3 separate regions of the Homo sapiens genome follow, and all the other regions are linked to region 2. Evidence: chromatin contacts called from ENCODE Hi-C or POLR2A ChIA-PET data. All regions are on one chromosome and are shown on one strand. The core of a region is the stretch at or near the end of the contact, and the rest is flanking DNA. Distances in the headings are between cores, read along the strand shown.

Evidence for each region. Hi-C counts contacts between places; a loop is a spot of excess contacts on that map. ChIA-PET counts read pairs that join two places held with the same protein, here RNA polymerase II (POLR2A). Pooled maps may share reads with other maps.
Region 1: a map of natural killer cell shows a loop between it and region 2 (4-fold over the local background). The contact joins the promoter of SLC7A6OS here to the promoter of CTCF in region 2. A Hi-C loop is called at or near these places in 2 of 168 maps with a recorded cell type or tissue (naive thymus-derived CD4-positive, alpha-beta T cell and natural killer cell), 1 of 37 single-sample maps with no recorded cell type and 9 of 50 pooled maps. POLR2A ChIA-PET finds 5 or more read pairs at or near these places in 2 of 52 experiments (WTC11 and activated CD4-positive, alpha-beta T cell).
Region 3: a pooled map shows a loop between it and region 2 (6-fold over the local background). The contact joins the promoter of PDP2 here to the promoter of CTCF in region 2. A Hi-C loop is called at or near these places in 5 of 50 pooled maps. POLR2A ChIA-PET finds 5 or more read pairs at or near these places in 2 of 52 experiments (A673 and OCI-LY7).

What each region holds. Positions count from the first base shown.
Region 1 is chr16:68,309,033-68,313,396 of GRCh38, reverse strand. It overlaps SLC7A6OS (solute carrier family 7 member 6 opposite strand), which reads left to right and starts at 2,451. Exons shown (of 5, transcript NM_032178.3): 1 at 2,451-2,662; 2 at 2,784-3,062. The coding sequence starts at 2,471. PRMT7 (protein arginine methyltransferase 7) reads right to left here and starts at 2,378. Exons shown (of 19, transcript NM_019023.5): 1 at 2,298-2,378; 2 at 1,221-1,355. It overlaps LOC124903789 (small nucleolar RNA U13), which reads left to right and starts at 57; the gene lies at 57-158. RefSeq lists an enhancer at 2,482-3,446.
Region 2 is chr16:67,559,752-67,564,001 of GRCh38, reverse strand. CTCF (CCCTC-binding factor) reads right to left here and starts at 1,476. Exons shown (of 12, transcript NM_006565.4): 1 at 1,278-1,476. CTCF-DT (CTCF divergent transcript) reads left to right here and starts at 1,693. Exons shown (of 1, transcript NR_158165.1): 1 at 1,693-2,591. It overlaps LOC124903703 (a long non-coding RNA gene), which reads left to right and starts at 552. Exons shown (of 2, transcript XR_007065094.1): 1 at 552-707. RefSeq lists silencers at 405-504, 1,025-2,034 and enhancers at 258-1,120, 2,265-2,314, 2,335-2,384.
Region 3 is chr16:66,878,737-66,883,171 of GRCh38, reverse strand. It overlaps PDP2 (pyruvate dehydrogenase phosphatase catalytic subunit 2), which reads right to left and starts at 2,657. Exons shown (of 2, transcript NM_020786.4): 1 at 2,532-2,657. RefSeq lists a silencer at 2,204-2,383 and enhancers at 1,843-2,615, 2,864-2,943.

The DNA of each region.
Region 1 (4,364 bases), core at 1,202-3,701, 750 kb before region 2:
ACTAATCCTGTGGTCCATGTGGAATCAATTCTGAAGTCACTTCAAGGTTAAGAGTCATCGTTTTGTAGTTCATAAGCGTGATGACTGGGTGTTCATGTGCCTGTGTCAGACGTGCCTCCCTCAAACCTTTACTACATTGGCACGTTACCCATTTGAACTGGAGGAAAAAAAAAACTTATAGTGAAGAACTTTAATCCATAGGATTCCTTTCTTGTCTGTGATGTTGCTGAGTCTAAAACCAGGACCACAGTGTCTTTTCAAAACCTGGAACAGCCCAGGCACGGTGACTCACGCCTATAATCCCAGCACTTTGGGAGACCAAAGCAGGTGGATCACCTGAGGTCAGGAGTTCGAGACCAGCCTGGCCAACATGGCGAAACCCCGTCTCTACTAAAAATACAAAAAATTAGCCAGCATGGTGGCAGGTGCCTGTAATCCCTGCTACTTGGGAGGCTGAGGCAGGAGAATTGCTTGAACCTGGGAGGCAGAGGTTGCAGTGAGCCAAGATCGCGCCACTGCACTCCAGCCTGGGCAACAGAGCAAGACTGTATCTCAAACAAACAAACAAACCTGGAACTATGTCTTGTGTTAACAATTTTATGAAGGCATGAACCTCTTCTGGTGGGCACTACACACCTTCTCTGGCTGAATGCCCTCATCCATTATTATTTGTTCTCTCCCAGAAGCAGTCTACACTACAGATTCAGGAGATATTCTCTGAACCCCTCCTCATTCTCCAAGAGTTGTAAACTTGCATGGCCATTTACAAGGAGGAAATAGAAACCACCATGCCAAGCCCTAATTGTATTAGCCGTCAGACTGCAGAGCAGATGGTCCACTACATTCATTCAAAATGTATTTGCTAGGCGGTGGTGGCTCACACCTGTGATCCCAGCACTGTGAGGGGCCGAGACGCAAGGATATCGAGTCTGGGAGTTCCAGACCAGCCTGCGCAACATAGTGAGACCCCGTTCTCTACAAAAAATTTTTAAAAAAATTAGCCGGGCGCGGTGGCCTGTGCCTGTAGTCCCAGTTACTCCCAGCTACTCGGGAGGCTGAGGTAGGGGAATCACTTGAGCCCGGGAGGCAGAGGTTGCAGTGAGCAGAGATGGCGCCACTGAACTCCAGCCTGGGTGACAGAGTGAGACCCTGTCTTAAAAAAAAAAATATATATATATATATATATATATAAATATACATATATTAAAATTAAAAATTACCCGAGTGTAGTGGCGCGTGCCTGTAGTCCCAGCTACTCGGTAGGCCGAGGTGAGGATCGCTTGAGCCCAGGAGGTCAAGGCTGCAGTGCGCCTCGATCACACCACTGCACTCAGCCTAGGCAGCAGAGTGAGACTCTGTCTCGAAAAAATAAAATAACAAAATTTATTAAATACCTTCTATGTGCCAGGCACTATATTAGGGACTGGAGCCACCACCACAAGCTAGAGAAGACCCTTGCCCTCCAAGAGCTTAGACTCTAATGAGAGAGTAATACAAATTACAGACTACATGAATGCAAGAAATACACAGAGCGTTGTAGAAAGAGAAAACCAAGGTTACAGAAGGACTCTGAGGAAACTAGCATTTGAGATCTACAAGACAGACCGGGATAAAAGTTGGGGAAGAGTTTTTACAGGTCAGGAATCCTTACCCCAACTTTCCCAAGAAAAGGCCCTAAGGTAGAAAGAACTAGGTTGCATAAGCAAAATGTGCCAAAAGCCTGAGCGACCGAAGCACTTTTGCAGAAGCCCCCCGCTCCTCATCTCCTATCACATCTTCTGCTCAATCAAGCTGGGCCTTGTCGACTTCGGAAAGGCGTTTGGATTTTGTTCTAAAAGCACTGGGAGCCACTCAAGAGTTTTAAGCAGAAGCGTATCTACACTAGGCTTACGCTTTTACAGGACCACTCTGGTTGGCGTGTAGTGAATACACGACTCTCCAATTACTCAGAACAGTGAGTGGCAAAGACAACAGGTCTGGCAATCAGAGAACTCGTGGCCCAGTTAGGGGTGCGATGGTTGGAGCTACTGCGGTCTCTGTGGCTGAGGGGAGGCGCCAGGCACGAGTACTGCGACAGAGCCCCGCGAGTGGCAGGCACCCGGCTGCACTGCAGAGCCGGGGCCAGCCTAGAACCCCGCTCTCCTGCAGGCCCGGGTGTCCCGAGCTGCCCCACGCGGAGGAGTCCAAGTAGGCCCACGCTAGGCTCCTCTGCCGAAACCCTGGTGCCAAGGACACCATGCTCGCTGCACACAGAACCCCAAAGCGACCCCACCTTCCCAGCATACCCAGCGCCTCACCCGCCGCGGGAAACCCTCCGCTCGCCTCCGCTGCTACCACTTTTACCGCGGCCAGCACGCGGGGCGGGACCTCGCAGCGTCGAGGAGCGTGCTGGGGGGCGGGTCCTAAAGCAGAACTGGAAAGCTATCCCATCACACCCCGCGAGCTCCCACAGTGCTCAGCGGCAGCCACTATGGAGGCCGCCAGGACCGCTGTACTCCGGGTGAAGCGGAAGCGCAGTGCGGAGCCGGCGGAGGCTCTTGTGCTCGCTTGTAAACGCCTCCGGAGCGACGCGGTCGAGTCAGCGGCACAGAAGACGTCGGAGGGTTTGGAGAGAGCGGCGGAGAATAATGTCTTCCACTTGGTGGCCACTGTGTGCTCCCAGGTATTGGGCGTGGTGCAGCTGGTGTGGAGGGCATCTTCGGGTGCAGCCGGTACGAAACCCGATCCCTGACCCGCTCGCGAACTCCTGCTTACGCTGGCCTCCGTCCCCTGTTGCCCCCTAGGAGGAACCAGTCCAGCCTCTCCTGCGGGAAGTTCTGCGCCCGTCACGGGACAGCCAGCAGCGTGTCCGCCGTAATCTCCGCGCCTCGGCTCGGGAGGTCCGGCAGGAGGGCCGCTACCGGGTGCTTTCCAGCCGCCGATCCTTGGGGACCACCTCGAGCGGCCAGGAGTCCGAGTACACGCCGGGGAACCCAGAAGCCGCCGGGAACTCGGGCTTTCAGTTGTTAGACCTTGTCCACGAGGAGGGAGAACCTGAAGCCGCCTCTGCAGGCTCCTGCAAAGTGAGTATGCCCCTGAAGGTGGTCGCTGGGCTTCTCAGGATGGTAATGCAAGAAGACTGGGCCCAGTCGCAGCACAGTTTCATCTTAAGGGGATGGATGATCCATCCGGCGTGACGGCCTCATTTTACAGATTTGGTTGTTCATCCAACATGTGTTTACTACGTGCCTACGATATGCCAGGTATTTTTTTAGATTCTGTGGATACAGCAGTGAGGACCTAACATGCAGGTAGACAGAAACAGTAAACAAGTCTATTCAGTGTCAGATGATGATAAGGGATGTAAGGAGGCGGGGAGACAAAGCAGGAAGAGTGGTGCCACTTCAGTGAGAGTGTCACTGAGGAAATGACATTTGAGTGAAGACTTGCAGAAGGTGAATGGCAGGGTATTCCACATATCGAGAGGACTTCTAGGCAGAGAACCTGAAAGTAAAGAGGCCCTTAAGCCGTTTCTTTGCTCCTTGCAAGGTGCCTGGAGCCCGGTGAGCTAGAGGAGAGCAGTAAGGAATTTGAGGGGAGGATGCCTGCTAGGTACTTGCAAGGACATTGCCTTTCACCCTGACTGAGATGGGGATCACTGGAGCAAAATAGAGATAGAGCAGGTAGGAAAATTGATCAAAGAGAGGTTAAAGGAATAGTCCTGGATAGCATATCAAGTTTGAGGTAGATTTAGGTCTAGAATGCAAGTTTTCTCACATTTAATCCAGTGCTTTTCTTTATATTACATTTGCTAACTTCATTTGCAATCACTTCCAAAAAAAGTCTACTACATGCAGCAAAACTACAGAAATGGAAAATTCTCCTTGAGGCTGGGCACAGTAGCTGACGCCTAATCCTAGCACGTAGGGAGGCCCAGGCGGGAGGATCACTTGAGCCTGGGGAGGTCAAGGCTACAGTGAGCCATGATTGTGCGGCAGTGGCATTTCAGCCTAGGTGACAGAGTGAGACCCTGTCTCAAAAAAAAATAAAATACTCCCTGTAATCCCAGCGCTTTGGGAGGCTGAGGCAGGAGGGTCGCTTGAGGCCAGCCTGGGCAACAAAGCAAGACCTTGTCACTACAAAAAGGAAGAGGAAATTAGCTGGGCATTGTGGCACGCGCTTGTAGTCCTAGCTACTGGGGAGGCTGGGGCAGGAGGATCACTTAAACTCAGGAATTAGAGATTGCAGTGAGCTGTGATCAAGTCACTGCCCTCTGGTTTGAGCAACAGAGCAAGATACTGTCTCTAAAAAAAAAACCAGAAAATTCTCAACATAAAGTGTGCCCTCTCTTTTTTTTTTTTTTTTTGAGTCAGAGTCTCACTCTG
Region 2 (4,250 bases), core at 227-2,726:
CGTAGATATTTATAAACCATCTGCAGCAAGTGACCCAGGATTCAATTACAACATCAACCCTCATATTTCATCGCATGGGCAAATTACCAGTCGAGTCAAGAATAAACTCATTCTGCCCTACTGGCGCTCTAGATCGAGTTGCACAATCCTGGGGCAGAACCGCCTTCACCTAGCCCTAGAGCATCAGGTACTAAGTTAGTGTGAGGACATTTTAAAGCGGGAGGGAAACTCAAGGGACTTAGCCCATACTCCCAAATTCAGAAATTTGTCACGTCACTTGAGATCAGAATGAAATTTAAGTTTCAGTCCCTTTGAGATCTCTGAGCGCACAAAGTCAGGCTGCTATCACTCGGCTGGGGAGTCCGAACCCGGCTGGATAAAAACTACTTGGTGCGGAACTCGCATCTTTTCCGCCCACCGTGGGGGGGCCGCACCGGTCGGGTCCGGCCAGGAACCCGGGCGCGAGTTTGGGGGCGCAGCGGGGGCGGCGAGCGCGCGTCCCCCCGCCCGCTCAGGCAGCGTAGAGGTGCGAGCAGCTCAGCCAGCCTTGCAGAGGGAGCTCTCGGCAGCTCTGGGGTCCCTCTGCTCGCAGCCGCTGCAGCGCCGCCTGCGCCACTCGGCGGAGACGGAGACCAGCGGCGGCGACGCGCGGACTGGGAGCGACCGCCGAGCAGCCAAGCAGCTGGGAAGGCACGCAGGCCGGCAGGGTAGGTTCCGGGGACGGGGCTGGCTGGAGGAGGGGCAGCCCGAGACGCGACGGCCAGGGCCCGACACCCATACGGCACCGGGACCTGGCTTAGCGCGCGGCGGCAGTCGGTCCGAACCCTTAAGCTAGGCGGGCGCCGAAGCCGGGACGCGGAGATAGTGTCTCAGCTGGGGCCACCCGCCGCGGGAGGGGCGGAGGACACAGGACAGAGGGCGGGCCGCGGCCGGGCGATCGGCCGGCCAAGAACCGGCCTCGAGGGCAGACAAAGGAAGGAAAATGGAGTCGCCGGGCGCGCGGGCCTCTGCCTCTGCCGCCGCCCGAGGCCTAGCGCGCTGCCAGGAGGGAGGCCTAGCGGGCGGGCGGGCGGGCGGGCGTGGGGGTGGGGGGGGCGGCCGGGCCACGGCGGCGACGGGCAATGGCGGCGGCCGCGCCGCAGCAGGGACGGTAGAGGGAGACAAACACCCCCCGGCGGCGGCGCTGGCGCCGGGCTGCAGCCAGCGCCGACCGGAGCGGCCCCATCGTGACACCTAGAGGCGGCCCGCGAAACCTCCTCCACCCCGGGCCCCCTTACCTCCGCGCCACACCCCCCGCGGCGCCCGCTCCGCCGCCGCTCCACGGCTCCGGCCACCCGGCGTCTCCGGCGAGCTCCGCGCGTCCGCACCGGCCACCGCCGCCGCCGCTGCCGCCAAAGAAGCAGCTCCGCGCACGGTTTAATCGCTCCACAGGCTCAGACACAAAATGGCGGCGGCGCGGTGCAGTGCGCCTGCGTCGGCGCTGCCGGGGCCGCGGGTGCTGATAAGGGAAGGGACGGGTGGGGGGACCGGCCGGGCGGCGAGTAGAGGGCGGGGGAGGAAAGGTGAGGGGAGGGGTTGGCGCAGGGCAGCATGGGAGGCGGCCCCGGGCGCCAACTTTCAAAAGCGGGCGCGATGGCGTCACGGGACGCGCCGCGAGTCGCGTCGTCACGCCGCACGCGCCCTCGCCGGGTCGCTCGTGGGCTCTGCCGGCGCCGCGGCGTCCTGGCTCCCGCTGGGTGGGGCTTCCTGGGCGGAGGCCGCCGCCCCTGGGCGGTGCCGGATCCAGTCCGCTTGACCTTATTCCCTAGCTGCTGTCTCCGGCCCCCTGAACCCGTACAGGGTTGGGGAAGTGGGGGTGGCTGGAGGAAGCGCGCGCGGGGCAAGCCAGTGGGGCTGAGGAGGCTCCCGGGCCCGGCCCCGCCCAGTCTCCGCCCCAGCCAGGCCCGACCCGCCCTCCGAATGTCTTACAGCTGCCCGCCCCAGAGTAAGGCCCGGTCGGTTCCCGCGCGCTCCCAGCTCCGTGCCCGCGAGCGACGACTGGAAGGGCTGTCCTTGCTCAGCGGCTTTTGGTGATCTCTCCGCCCTAGAAGAGGGCCACCTAAAAGCGGGTGCGAGAGGAGAGTGGGAGGGCCTCCTCTTGGTGTCCCCAGGCCACCTCAGCCCGGAGAGGTGGCGGAAAACCAGACTTGATGCTTTAACACGTTCATAGCAATCGCTTTTTACTGAAAGGAGTTTCTGTATTTAGCGCTGTGTAATTCTGTGGAAACGTGCATTTCTTGTCTTTGCGGGAGAGCTGTTCTCTGTGGGCGGAGACCTTCAGTCCCACCCCTCCCCAGGAGGCGCCTGCGGACCCTTCCCAACCTGCAGTCAAGTTGACCAAGAACTGACTGCAAGGTGCTGGTGGCTCTGGGATGAGAGCCTTTTGGTACTTACAGGGAATATGACTCTTCCCTTAGATATCAAATGGACCCAATATCTAGGGAGCAGCTTCTTCTCCATCCATCTGACCGTTCCGTTGTGAGAATGCTGGCCCAATAACATACTCTTTTTTTTTCCCCTAAAGGAATAAAAAAATCTGTATTTTTAAGATGTCAAATCTCCAGAGTTTTTAGATGTTAGCAACTGAATCAGATGTTTTTAAACTTCATGAGCTGATTAAACCACACAGATGAGCTGTCAGTTTACGACCCCTGGCTTGGCTTGGAGGAAAGAGTGAAGAGAAATTCCATGGCCAAATCCTGGGGCACTCCAATATTGGGAGGGTAATGGAGAAGGAGTCTGAAAGGCAGCATCTAGGAAGTCATGAAAGCTAGCGCTGAGTTGTGGAATCCCTGGGCAGAGAAGGTTTCAGGTAGGAGGCATCAGCTGAGCGGTGTGATAAACTTGGGCCAGAGATGTGGCTATTGGATTGGGTCACCTTGCAAGTCACTGGAGAATGTCACTGATGGCCTTGGCTTGATTCACGTGAGTATATCAGGGAGGTGGACCTGACCGGAATGGGTTAAACAGTCACCAGGAAAGTGAGGAAATGGAGACAGCACATGTATGCAATTTGAGAGAGGTTTTGCTGTGAAGGGACCAGATAAGTTTGGGGATAGATATAGAAAGAAATCTTTTAAAAGATAGTAGGGGCCGGGCGCAGTGGCTCACGCCTGTTATCCTAGCACTTTGGGAGGCCAAGGCAGGTGGATCACCTGAGGTCAGGAGTTCGAGACCAGCCTGGCCAATATGGTGAAACCCGGTCTCTACTAAAAATACAAAAATTAGTTGGGCATGGTATCGCGCGCCTGTAATCCAAGCTACTGGGGAGGCTGAGGCAGGAGAATTGCTTGAACCCGGGAGGCAGAGGTTGCAGAGAGCCAAGATTGGGCCACAGCACTCCAGCCTGGGCAACAAAGCGGGACTCCATCTCAAAAAATAATAATAAATAAAATAAAAGATGGTAGGGTTCCCAGAGCATGTTTATGTGCCATTGGGAGGGATATGGTGGGGAAGAAAGATGGGTGATCCAGGAGAGAGGAGGCTTGCTTGACCTATATAGGAGTGAAATCCATCAGAAGATATAAGGAAACAGGGAGGGTTGACCTTGGAGAGGAACAGGGATGCTTCCATTCATGATAAGGGCAACAAAGGTGAAGACAGATGCAAGTGCAGGGGAGAGGGAAGGCAAGTCCTTAACAGGATTGCCTTGGTGGCATTGGGTACTCATCTGAGGTTTGTGATCATGATGTTAAAGGTAAACCAGTTGGCCCAGTGTGTTGGTTTTTCTCCAACATTCAGCTGCTTGGGTACAGACATGAAGAAAAGGGATAGTACAGCTTCTCAACACCAGGACCCAATTTTTCTCATTTCTTTTTTTTTTTTTTGAGACGGAGTTTTGCTCTTATCGCCCAGGCTGGAGTGCAATGGTGTGATCTCAGCTCACCACAACCTCTGCCTCCTGGGTTCAAGCGATTCTCCTGCCTCAACCTCCTGAGTAGCTGGGATTACAGGCATGCGCTACCACCCCCGACTAATTTTGTATTTTTAGTAGAGATGGGGTTTCTCCATGTTGGTCAGGCTGGTCTTGAACTCCCAACCTCAGGTGATCCGCCCGCCTCGGCCTCCCAAAGTGCTGGGATTACAGGAGCGACTCACCGCGCCCGGCAAGTTTTCTCATGTCTAATCCCAGTTACTTACCTTATACAATTAGATACTATTTTAGAAATGTGTGAAGTATTTGAAAAATTTACACGTGACCCTTCTTTTTC
Region 3 (4,435 bases), core at 1,408-3,907, 680 kb after region 2:
GAGAGCGAAACTCCGTCTCAAAAATAAATAAATAAATAAATAATCTGCTTCGGGCATAGTGGCTCATACCTGTAACCACTCCAAAGGCTGAGGCGGGAGGATCACTTGAGCCTAGGAGTTCCAAGACCAGCCTGGGCAACATAAGGAGACCTGGTTTCTACAAAAAATTTTTTTACAAATTAGTTGGGCATGGTGGCGCACACCTATAGCCCCATTCACTTGTAAGGCTGAGGTGAGAGGATTGCTTAAGCCCTGGAGGTCAAGACTGCAATGAGCTGTGCTCCTGCCACTGCACTCCAGCCTGGGCAACAGAGCAAGACCCTGTCTCAAAAACTAAATTTTATATACATGTATATTTCCCCACTAGTCTATAAACTCCATGACTCAAGCAACTATGGCTGCCTTACTCACCAACAGCTTTCCAGTGCCTGGCCCTGTACCCGGCACACACTAAGTCCTCAAATACTGGCTAAATATGACATTTTCAGAGGCCCAATAGCACACTAGCTGTGATACTATCTTGTGTAGCATCAGACACACTGCTGATGAGGTAACACTCCAGTTATCTATTGGTGGAATGGGAATATTAGTCTTAGAAGGTTTTGTGAGAATTTAATAAAATATGACGCTTCTGCTAAAAAAAAAAAAGTAGCTATTATTTTCATCATTAGGTATATACCCCTCTAAGTCATTCTGGGTATTTTTTGTTTGGTTTTTTTTTGTTTTGTTTTGTTTTTGAGATGGAGCCTGGCTCTGTCCCCAGGCTAGAGTGCAATGGTAAGATCGTGGCTCACTGCAGCCTTGCCCTTCTGGCCTCAAGGGATCCTCCTGCCTCAGCCTCCTACATAGCTGGGACTACAGGCATGTGCCGCCAGGCCCAGCTAATAGACAGGGTCTCCCCGTGTTTTCCAGGCTGGTCTCAAACTCCTAGGCTCAAGCGATCTTCCGCCCTTGGCCTCCCAAAGTGCTGAGATTACAGGTGGGAGCTACTGCGCACAGTCATTCTGTACGTATTTTTGTAGAGTTGTAACCCCAACTTTGAATCTGGCTTTCCTGATAAGAGTATTTTTTCACATCTGATGGCTACATTTTGACATAAATAATCACAACTTACTTAACTATTCTTTACGGCTGGAAATTTAGAGGTTGTTTCTACTACTTGCTATTTATTAATATAAAATACCAAACTGGACTGGGCACAGTGGCTCATGCCTATAATCTCAGCATTTTGGGAGGCCAAGGCAAGAGGATCACTTGAGGCTAGGGAGTTTAAGACCACCCTGGGTGATACAGCAAGTGCCCCATCTCTACAAAAATTTTTAGATTAGCTGGGCATGGTGGTAAGTGCCTGTAGTCCCAGCTACTCAAGAGGCTGAGGTGGGAGGATCGCTTGAGCCCAAGATTTCAAGACTGCAGTGAGCTATGATCACACCACTGCACTCCAGCCTGGGCGACAGAGCCAGATCTGTCTCTTTAAAAACAACAACAACAACAAAACCCCACCAAACTGTACTGCTTTATGCAGTAACCTTTTCTCTACTTAGGTTTTATCCTAGTTATTTCCCAAACAAGGAGTCAGTAGGTCCAAGGGTGTAGACTCATTGCCAAACTGATTTCCAAAAGCTTCACATCTGCCTCCTCAAGGGGGTGACGAGTTTCCTAGTCCCTTCACTAGCCCTGGTGGTACTTTTCCTTGGAATATAATAAATTAAATTAAATTAAATTAAATTAAATTAAATTAAAAAAAAAAAAACAGAACAAAACCTTGACCCATTATAATGAGCTTTTCATGTATGAATCCTGCCCTCGGGATCTCGAGATCATTTGTCGGGACCTCAAGAGTTCCCAGGACTGAGGACCGTCCCTTCACTCCCCCACCCCCTGCCAGCCCACCCCGCAGAAGTCGGTGCGGGGGCGGTCTGTCCGGGAGCAGAGGGCGCCTGACGCTCCGGCCCTGCAGTCAAGGCAGGCAGCGGTGCAGGGTGATACACCGCAGCCAGGACGCAAACCCTCTTGCATCCTTAAAGAAAACAGACAGGTCCCAAGTTCAAATCTCTGACTTCAGCCTCATCGCTAAGTGCATGGACTCCGGAGCCCACCAAAACCGATCTCCCTAGAACCCCGGCACGGCCGTACCCCAGCTGGGTGCCCCCGGGCGACCCGCTTGGTGCCTCTGAGCCCCGGCTTGCCAGCCTGTAAAACAGGGGCGTGCAGTCGGGACACAGAGCTCCAAGGGGTGCTCGATAGGCCAGAGCAGCTAGTGGGGTGCCCCGGTAGGCAGCCAAGGGTCCTCGGCGAGCCCGCGGGCCCACGTGGCGCGCGCACGTGAGTGGGGTGACCGTGGTCGTAGGCCCAGCTGGTCCCTCTCCGCCGCGGACCCGCCCCCTCACCTCAGCTCTCCCTCCGCCCAGTCACCTGAGCCGGTGCCGCAGGCCGGGAGGGTCAGGCGCCGGCGAGGCCTGGCGGGGAAAGAGGTGTCCACATCCCCCGCTCGTTACCTTCCCTACCTCGGACCCTCGCCCGCTTCTCACCAGCTGGCGAGGCCACAGCCGCCCGCTCCGTCCGGTCAGTTCAGCGCCTGCGCACAGTGCCACAACTGCGGCCACCAGGTCCTCACCTCACCCAGGCGGTCCCTAGTCAGGACCCAGCTCCAGAAGGAAGCGCCCTCCCGCCAGCCCTGGTTGGCTCAATTGCGGAGGCGGGCCCTTGATGGACAGAGGTATTGCCCAATGGCTAAAGAGGATGAGAGGCGGGCAGAAAGGCGGGACCCGGGAGGGGGCAACACCGCCCCTTACCCCCTGCCTGGGTGCTGAAAGTGTTCGAGCGCGGGGCCACAGGACCAGGCAGTCACGTGCCTGAGATCGCCAGCTACGTGGCCGCTACACTCTGCATACCCCGAACCCAGCGGCCTCCCCAATTCCTCACCGTTGTTAGAACACCTCACTGCTTCCTCTCCACTTCGGTGTCGACCACTCCAGAACCCTCTCTTGAGCGCCACACCCTGATGTCCAGCCACCTGGACACCTGCCTCTGGAGGCCCCCAGGCGCCTCAAACATAACTTACCCCAAACTCAGCTTTCTGCCAAACTTGCTTTTTCTCTTCTCTCCTAACCCAGTAATGGCCCCACCATCTGCCCAGAGACCCAAGCCAAAACCCTGGGAGGCATCTTGACTCCTTCCTCTCCCTCACCCTCTCTTTCCAGTTATCTAATGCTGTAAATCCTATCTCCTAAATCTCTCTCCACTCATCCATCCGGCGACGCAGCCACCCTATTCCAAGCCTCTCACTTGATTTTACGGTTTTCCCTCCTCCACCTTTGACTTGGTCCTAACCACAGAGCAGAGCAGCCAGAATGACGCCCCTCCCACCTTTTCTCGTGGTTGGTGGGTAGAGACAAGGTCTTTCTATGTTGCCCAGGCTGGTCTCAAACTGCCGGGCTCAAGCAATCCTCCCACCTCAGCCTCCCCAAAGTGCTGGGATTACAGACGTGAGCCATCACGCCTGGCAGAATGACACTTCTAAAACTCAAATTCCAAGGCCGAGTGCGGTGGCTCCTGCCTGTAATCCCAGCACTTTGGGAGGCCGAGGCGGGGGGATCTCCTGAGGTCAGGAGTTTGAGACCAGCCTGGCCAACATCACGAAACCGTCTCTACTAAAAATACAAAAATTAGCTGGGAGTGGTGGTGCGCGCCTGTAGTCCCAGCTACCTGGGAGGCTGAGGCATGAGAATCATTTGAACCAGGGAGGTGGAAGTTGCACTGAGGTGAGATCATGCCACTGCACGCCAGCCTGGGAGACAGAGTGAGAGTCTGTCTCAAAAAAAACAAAAACAGAAACAAAAACAAACCAAAAAAACCCTCAAATTCCTGCCCTAAAGTCTTTTTTTTTTTTTTTTTTTTTTTTTTTTGAGACGGAGTCTCGCTCTGTCGCCCAGGCTGGAGTGCAGTGGCGGGATCTCGGCTCACTGCAAGCTCCGCCTCCCGGGTTCACGCCATTCCCCTGCCTCAGCCTCCCAAGTAGCTGGGACTACAGGCGCCCGCCACTACGCCCGGCTAATTTTTTGTATTTTTAGTAGAGACGGGGTTTCACCGTTTTAGCCGGGATGGTCTCGATCTCCTGACCTCGTGATCCGCCCGCCTCCGCCTCCCAAAGTGCTGGGATTACAGGCGTGAGCCACCGCGCCCGGCCTCCTGCCCTAAAGTCTTTAGTGGTTTCCCACAAACCATTAAGCTTTGAACTGACCATTATATTGGCCTGCTACTGACAATTAACTCAGCACGGCTGGCGGCTGGTAGGTTGAGAGAGACAGCGAACCCCGACACCAGATAATCCCTCCGTCCCTTCTGGTCCTAACATTGTGGCATTCCAGTGATGACCTGCTTCCTTATAAATTATTTTCACAGAACTCTTGTAACTATGGTAAGTCAGATGGAG